2 separate regions of the Homo sapiens genome follow, and region 2 is linked to region 1. Evidence: chromatin contacts called from ENCODE Hi-C data. All regions are on one chromosome and are shown on one strand. Each heading gives the region's core, a stretch centred on a gene start or an enhancer-like site at or near the end of the contact. The rest is flanking DNA. Distances are from core to core; before and after follow the strand shown. Region 1 holds the start of DPH6-DT (DPH6 divergent transcript). Region 2 overlaps LINC01852 (long intergenic non-protein coding RNA 1852).

Evidence for each region. A loop is a pair of places that touch in the nucleus more often than their neighbours do. Pooled maps may share reads with other maps.
Region 2: a loop to region 1 is called in a pooled map, with 5 times the contacts of the local background. The contact joins the enhancer-like site here to the promoter of DPH6-DT in region 1. A Hi-C loop is called at or near these places in 2 of 50 pooled maps.

The regions. Positions count from the first base shown.
Region 1 is chr15:35,544,682-35,547,853 of GRCh38, forward strand. It overlaps DPH6-DT (DPH6 divergent transcript), which reads left to right and starts at 1,514. Exons shown (of 3, transcript NR_038251.1): 1 at 1,514-1,792. DPH6 (diphthamine biosynthesis 6) reads right to left here and starts at 1,484. Exons shown (of 9, transcript NM_080650.4): 1 at 1,438-1,484. The coding sequence starts at 1,460. RefSeq lists an enhancer at 485-1,419 and silencers at 1,467-1,606, 1,907-1,956.
Region 2 is chr15:38,068,124-38,071,376 of GRCh38, forward strand. It overlaps LINC01852 (long intergenic non-protein coding RNA 1852), which reads right to left. Exons shown (of 3, transcript NR_147201.1): 3 at 689-1,817. Among named protein-coding and RNA genes, the nearest start is that of LINC01852, 3.2 kb to the right of the region's middle. Within about 2 kb of position 1,533, at least 18 of the 41 ENCODE cell types and tissues checked have a DNase peak (open chromatin) inside an H3K27ac peak, as active enhancers do.

The sequences.
Region 1 (3,172 bases), core at 264-2,763:
CAGCTCTTACGCTTCAGCAAGAATTTTCCAACATTGCTTTTTTAGCAAACTTTTTTTATTATAAAGCAACATATGCACATTACAGGTTATTTAGTGTAACTGACTCTACCAATCTTCTCTCCTCCCCTCCAATACTTCTAAGTCTTTGTTTGTTGTGCTTTACTTTAATCGTTAAACTTTTGGCAAGCGATGTAAATTTGAATTATTCACTTCCTGGGGTACTTTTAATTCTTAAAATAAGACACAATGGTTAAAGCTTAATCATTTATGTTACAGAGGACATTTACTGAACAACAATAATTATTGTGACATTATGGTCTAGTCTCCTAAAAATGACATTGAAGGAAAGGGAACCGGAATATTCCAGACACTACAGTAGGTCTGAAATCTCATATCAAGTCCTTAATAGGTCAAAACTTACAGCCAGTATCAATTACCTAAGGGACTTAACGAAAACGTTTATGAAATCTTCAATTGGATTACAAAAGCAAGCACATCGTTGCACTGTATCTAAGACACTCTACAGGGCAAAATCTCATGAAACAAGTATTTAAGTAGTCTAACTTTTTAATGTTGCTAGTGTGTTCCCTTCTGCCTCAGTTTATAGATTGAGTATGGAAATATTTAAGCAGGTTTGTTTTTGGTTTGTCAGTCACAGGACTTATTTAGACACTTAAATTTATGATTTGGTTACTACAGACATCAAACTCCTTTTGGAATACGGAGTATAGGGTAAGGTCACTCTAAAGCAATGATGAGAGTCCGAAGCAACAGCAACTGGATCTAGCATAAGACTAGTACAATTCGGTCTCTACCACGAAGAGAGATCTCTGTACTTGAGTGCCCAAAGGCAGAAACACACACATGCCATAAGCAATCCACATCTGTGAAGATGAGGGAGGGGTGGACTTCTTGGGATGGGCGGAAACACTTACAACTAGGGAGGAAGCCAGGCTGCGGCGGACCCAGCTGACCAAAGGAACTACAGAAGAGGACGAAGAAAGCGAGGGGGAAAGGGCGAGGGTTATTAACTGAGTTGATGGAATAAGGTAGTGGCTCCAAACTTCACGGCTCATTAGAGCTTGAAAAAAAAAAATCAGACGCCGGGTCGCACAGAAGTAATTAAACCAATCCCTCTGGCGGTGGGGCCCAGGCGTCGGTACTTTTTTTAATTTCCCACTTGAATCCAATGGGAATCCAAGTTTAAGGGCTAGAAGACCAGAGAGCGACAGACAGGGAGGAGGCGCGCCAGCCAGGGGCCGAGGCACATGCGGGCCGGCAACAGCGAAGGCTCCGCCTCTTCCTGTGGCTCGGAGGAGCCGCGGAACCCCCAACGCGCGACTCAGACGGAGACACCCACTCTTTCGGCGCTAGCGGCGGCTGGAAGGGACGAGAGCCTGGCCTAGGAGGAAGGAGGCGGCTCCAGGACCGCATTACCTGATCAGAGCCGCGACCCTCATGCTGGGCGCAGTGCGCGTGCGTGCGGCGAGCGCGGGCGGGAGCCAGGAGGTCGCGCCGCAGCTCGCGTGACGCACCGCGGGGCCTCGCCCGGGTGTTCGCTCCGCCGCCTGTCCGCGGATCGGCGCTGCGAGCCCCGCGGCTGCCTGCGGGACACCTGAGCGCGGAGGGTGCGGCACCTTGGCACCTTGACCCTGTGGCAGGGACATCTCGGCCCAGGAAAGAATGAGGTTTAGGCACGGCCTAACCACCTAAGTGAGGGCACTGAAGCTGCCGGGGGAAGGGCAAGGTCCGCGTTGCAGAGCCCAAGCCCAGTGGCGCAGGATTTGTTTTGGTAAGAGGGGATTTAGCGTCCCAATTGCTGCAAATTGACACAGTTGCGGACGTGCAAGCGCAGAAGAAATTTGTCCTTCCTCACCCCACAGAACAGAAACAACTGTACACTTCTGCTTTTTAACTTACATCTCCTCTGTCCTCCAAACCTGTGTGTCCAGATGTGAAACTCAGATCCCCAGGGGCTGTGGTAATTTTTAAATCTGGGGCTAGCCCCCCCCACCTCTAGGCCCTCTGTGGCTTTGGCTCTTGGTCAAGCTTGTGTATTTGACAAGGCCAGGCCAGGCTCTTCACCAAAGAGCAATGGCCTTGCAGAAAGAAAATCTAGCTTCTAAGTTTATTTGCCAAGTATGTATTGAGTGCCTTTCGTGTACCAGGCACTGTTTTAGACTCTGTGGATACAACCGTAAATAAAACAAAAACCCGGCATTCCGGGCATAGAGCTTAAATGGGGATGGAGAGAACAGACAATACATATCTTAAAGGTAAATAGTCTGTTGAAGAGTGAAAAGTGCTATTGGAAAGGGGCGGGGTGCGGTGGGGGAGAGTCAGGAGAGAGGTGGAGAGGCAAATTGCAGAATTAAATCGTGTCTATGTAGGCCTTATTGGTAAGATGAGAGTTGAGCCAATTTAAATAAGGAGAGTTCGCTATGTGTATGATTGGGGTGTGCTCCAGACAAGAAAAAAAAATCGAAGGCTCTAGGTGCGTTGTGTGTTTGTGGAAGATTAAGGCAGATCCGTGTTGCTGGAGCAGATTGAGCAAAGCAGAGAGTAGTGGAGAGCAGGTTAAGGTGATGGAGGGGAAGGATTATATAGGGTCTTGTAGGTAATTGCAGACTTTTGAAGGGTGTGACTTAAAATTTTAAAAGGATTGCAGTGTTGAGAATCCACCTATTAGGAAGCTGTTACAGTGTTCCAGTAGAGAGATGGCGGAGCCTAGAATCAACATGGTGAATTTGGTGAGAAGTAAGAGGATTCCAGCTCTATTTTGAAGATAGAGCCAATAGAATCAAATTCGATATGGGATACAAGAGAAAGAAAGTCATGAGGGATGATGCCAAAGGCATGAATTAAGTAAGTTAATATATGTAGGGAACTTAAAATTATGCCAGGTACATAGTAAGCATTCAATTTTATTTTGACATTCTCAACTCTAATAGTAGGGGTGACTAGAGCAGTGACAGTCTACATATCAGTTTTAGCGTCTAGAATCATACAGCTTTAAGATTTTGCAGTTATGAATATTTACCAAATGAGTCAAGTATTTAAGAAGTTTGCAGTCTAATTGGAGGAGATAAATACGTGAAACACACTTAAAATGATACAGCTCCAATGAGTGGAAGAAGCACCAGGGCTCTCGTCTCATGCCGAATTGGGTAAA
Region 2 (3,253 bases), core at 283-2,782, 2.5 Mb after region 1:
TGACTATGATAGCCAGCATTTTGATGACATATTTTTACACATGTAGCTATTAATTTTGACTAAAACTACTTTTTATATTCCATTGTCTTCTGCGATGTCATGAAAAGGCCAAGTATAGCACTCCAAGTACTGGTGGACTGGGGATTTTTTAAGAAAGAGAGGAAAAGTACAGAAACAGATGCAAGAACTCTGGGTCAGCCAGATCAGCAATCAGGGGGTGTCTGAGGGTTTCAGTCCTCATCACTCCACCACCATAACTCCCATTCACCCTTTAAAATTCTATTTTGTCTTTACTGTTATTCTTCTAATATCAGCACTATTCTCTATGAATGAATCCTTCTTATCATGCAGCCAAAACTTATATTACTTGGGTACAGAGAACAATCACATCATACCACAAGTCTCCCTGAAGCAAAATAGTTAAAAGCACATTCTTTTTAGTTTAAAATTAAACAGCCTCATCTGACTTTCTTTTTCTTTTTTTTTTTTTCTTTTTTTTTTTTTTTTTTGATGGCAGCAAACACTGGATCTGCCTCAAGCCTTCCCTGGCTGCCCTGCAAACTTACACCAGTCCACAGAGGTGCTGAAACCTCTGAGAGGCAAGTAACAAGCAGCATGAAAATGGAACTAATGATCCACAGCTTCATCCTTTGTTTCCAGAAGCAACTGGTGTCCGCTTTCAGAATCTCTGAGACTGGAAATGATGGGAAATAGTAAGGGAAGCTATGTGGTCCAGAAAAAAAATAGTTGTGGACCTGAATGGCTTGCCATTATTACATTTCCCTATTGGGCCAGCATACTGCCTCTTTGCAGTTTGCCAGATTTCGCCTAACCTCATCCACATTTAAAAGTCTATGGAAAAACAGGAGGGCCTTTCAGGGGGAAATTCATTCATGTTTGGATTCAGGCAGATTTAGGAACCTTTAATAGCACTGTAATTACCCTGCAGGGCACACCACAGAGCAGCCAGCAAGCTCTCCCTCAATGGACACAAAATTTCCTCTGGAATTTACAGAGCAGAAACCTTAAACACACATCGCCATAAGAACCAGATTACATAATGTCTCCATCACCCTCCTGACAGCTACAATTATGAGTCAATCCCTGGTTTAAATATGAAACCGGAAGCTCCGTGTTTCCCCTCTGACTATGTGGCAGGCTGAGTTGAGCTCTTCGGGGCTGTCAGTTTGGAGATCTAAGCTGCTCCCACAGTCACTAATTTAGCATGAGACCAAATGACGGGGTAATTAAAAGCAGTGCTGCAGAGACCCGCTCCAGGACCAGATGTTCTCCTTGTTTAATCGCTGCCCACATAAGGAACAGAAATAGCCCCCTCCTTTAATTTTTCCTTTTCTTTATCCTCTCCAGATAATTTCCGGCTTCTGATCTTTCAATCCCACAAAATAAAATAAAAATAAAAGCCCCATTAGGAAAGATGACATGTTATTGAACATATGACTGTAAGTTGTAATGCACTCTTGCAGTCTCCTCTTTGTACTTCTTGAAGCATTCCAACTCATAAGACATTAAGTTGCCCTGGCAACCTCACATGACTAACAGCTCCAGAGAGCCCCACCTAACTGCAAGGGCTCATTTAAGTCAACATGGGCCACCCCAGCACTTAGTAGCCCAGGTCTGAGTAAATAGCCTTGCTTTTTGGCTTTTTAGAACAGGCTGGAGGAGGCGGCCCCTCCCCTTTTATTGCCCCAAACACAGGACAAATAAGTCTCCACCCTAACTTCTCCAGGAACTTGACTAAAAAGGCCAGGGGTCATCTGGCAAATCAAGGCGAGGTCTTCTCTTCACGTTTCTGGCTTCTGGACAAATAAGGCAGAAGAAAAGGGAAGTTGAGCTAATAATGTATACCTTCCAAAAATGGAAAAGCAGTATGCAATATGGCTATCTCAATCTTATCAAATCAGACGAGGCAGCTTTCTTATGTCCCTTGGGATGCAGAGTCTGGTCTCTATCTAAATAGCAGGCTTCCTTGGCATTAAAGCACTAGAGGCCTTGAGGACAGTCTTGGAAATCAGGAGAATAGAGATCCAACTCTAATTCCACCGTTTGTGACAACAGACAAGCCACTTTACCTCTCTGAGGTTATTTCTTAATTGGCAGTACGGAATGACCATCCTTGTTTTTTTCTCTTCTGGGACCTGTCTCTGCAAACTTCATCCTCATCCACAATTCTCAAGCATGTGGAGTTCTAGGTTTTTAAGATAAAAGGTGCTAATGAATTGTATTTCCAGATAAATAGGTATAGTCTTTTTAAAAAAACAAGTTAATCAAAATTTATAAAACATGATCACTTGAGATTTTTGACTTTATGGAGGTAATCAGACAAGAACCTTTGATCCTTGCTTTCACTAATCCCTTCTGAATCATTGATTATTTGCTAGTGTCAGGTAGATCGACTCAAGTCACTGCCTAGTAATGACCAATCTGAAATGAGGATAAAGGTGCTCTACAAAAGCATATTGTAAATCAGAAAGAAACAGAAATACCCAATGATTTGATGAAAACTCACTAGTTCTGTAAAGGGAGGGAAACCACAACTGTTACTGTTGTACAACTTTTGTTCTATCCTGGAATCACCTCACATGTGAGATTTTTAAGTGGGTTGTACTCACCTGGTTAAATAGACACGAATGGGACAGTCTGAAAAACAGTCTCCACTCTCAGGGTTGATGCCCACATCAAGACAAAAAGCCAAACGGACCCACAGGACAAGAAACAATGTTGTGGGCAGCCGTGTGTTTCGCATATTGCCCCTGACACAAACAAGGAATTATGGAGGTCCCATCTTTAAACAGACTTTATATTACTCACCATCTGATCAGTGTGTGTGTGTGTGTGTGTGTGTGTGTGGTGTAAGAGTGAGGGAAAAAGACAGGAGCAGGCATTTGCTTACCTAGGCATTACTTGAATGGTATTTCCTGCAGACATGTGGAGGTATATTTAAGGTAGCAAGTACTCTACTATCTCATGTTTATCAACTTCCTGATTGGGATGCAAAAGTGTATTGGATTTTCTGAGTGGAAAACATATTCGTGTATTCCAGACCTCAGAGGAAAACAACCAAATAGAAGTCTAAACCAGGCCCAAAATAACAAGAACCATGGGGACACATTTAGAGCAACGTATAAGAAACAATGATGTCCATCATGCATGGCCATTACTCTTCCCGCCCTGCTTCTCTGGGGTGTTTAAAGAATCAGTGATTGACTAGGCACACTCCTTATGAATATAAAAC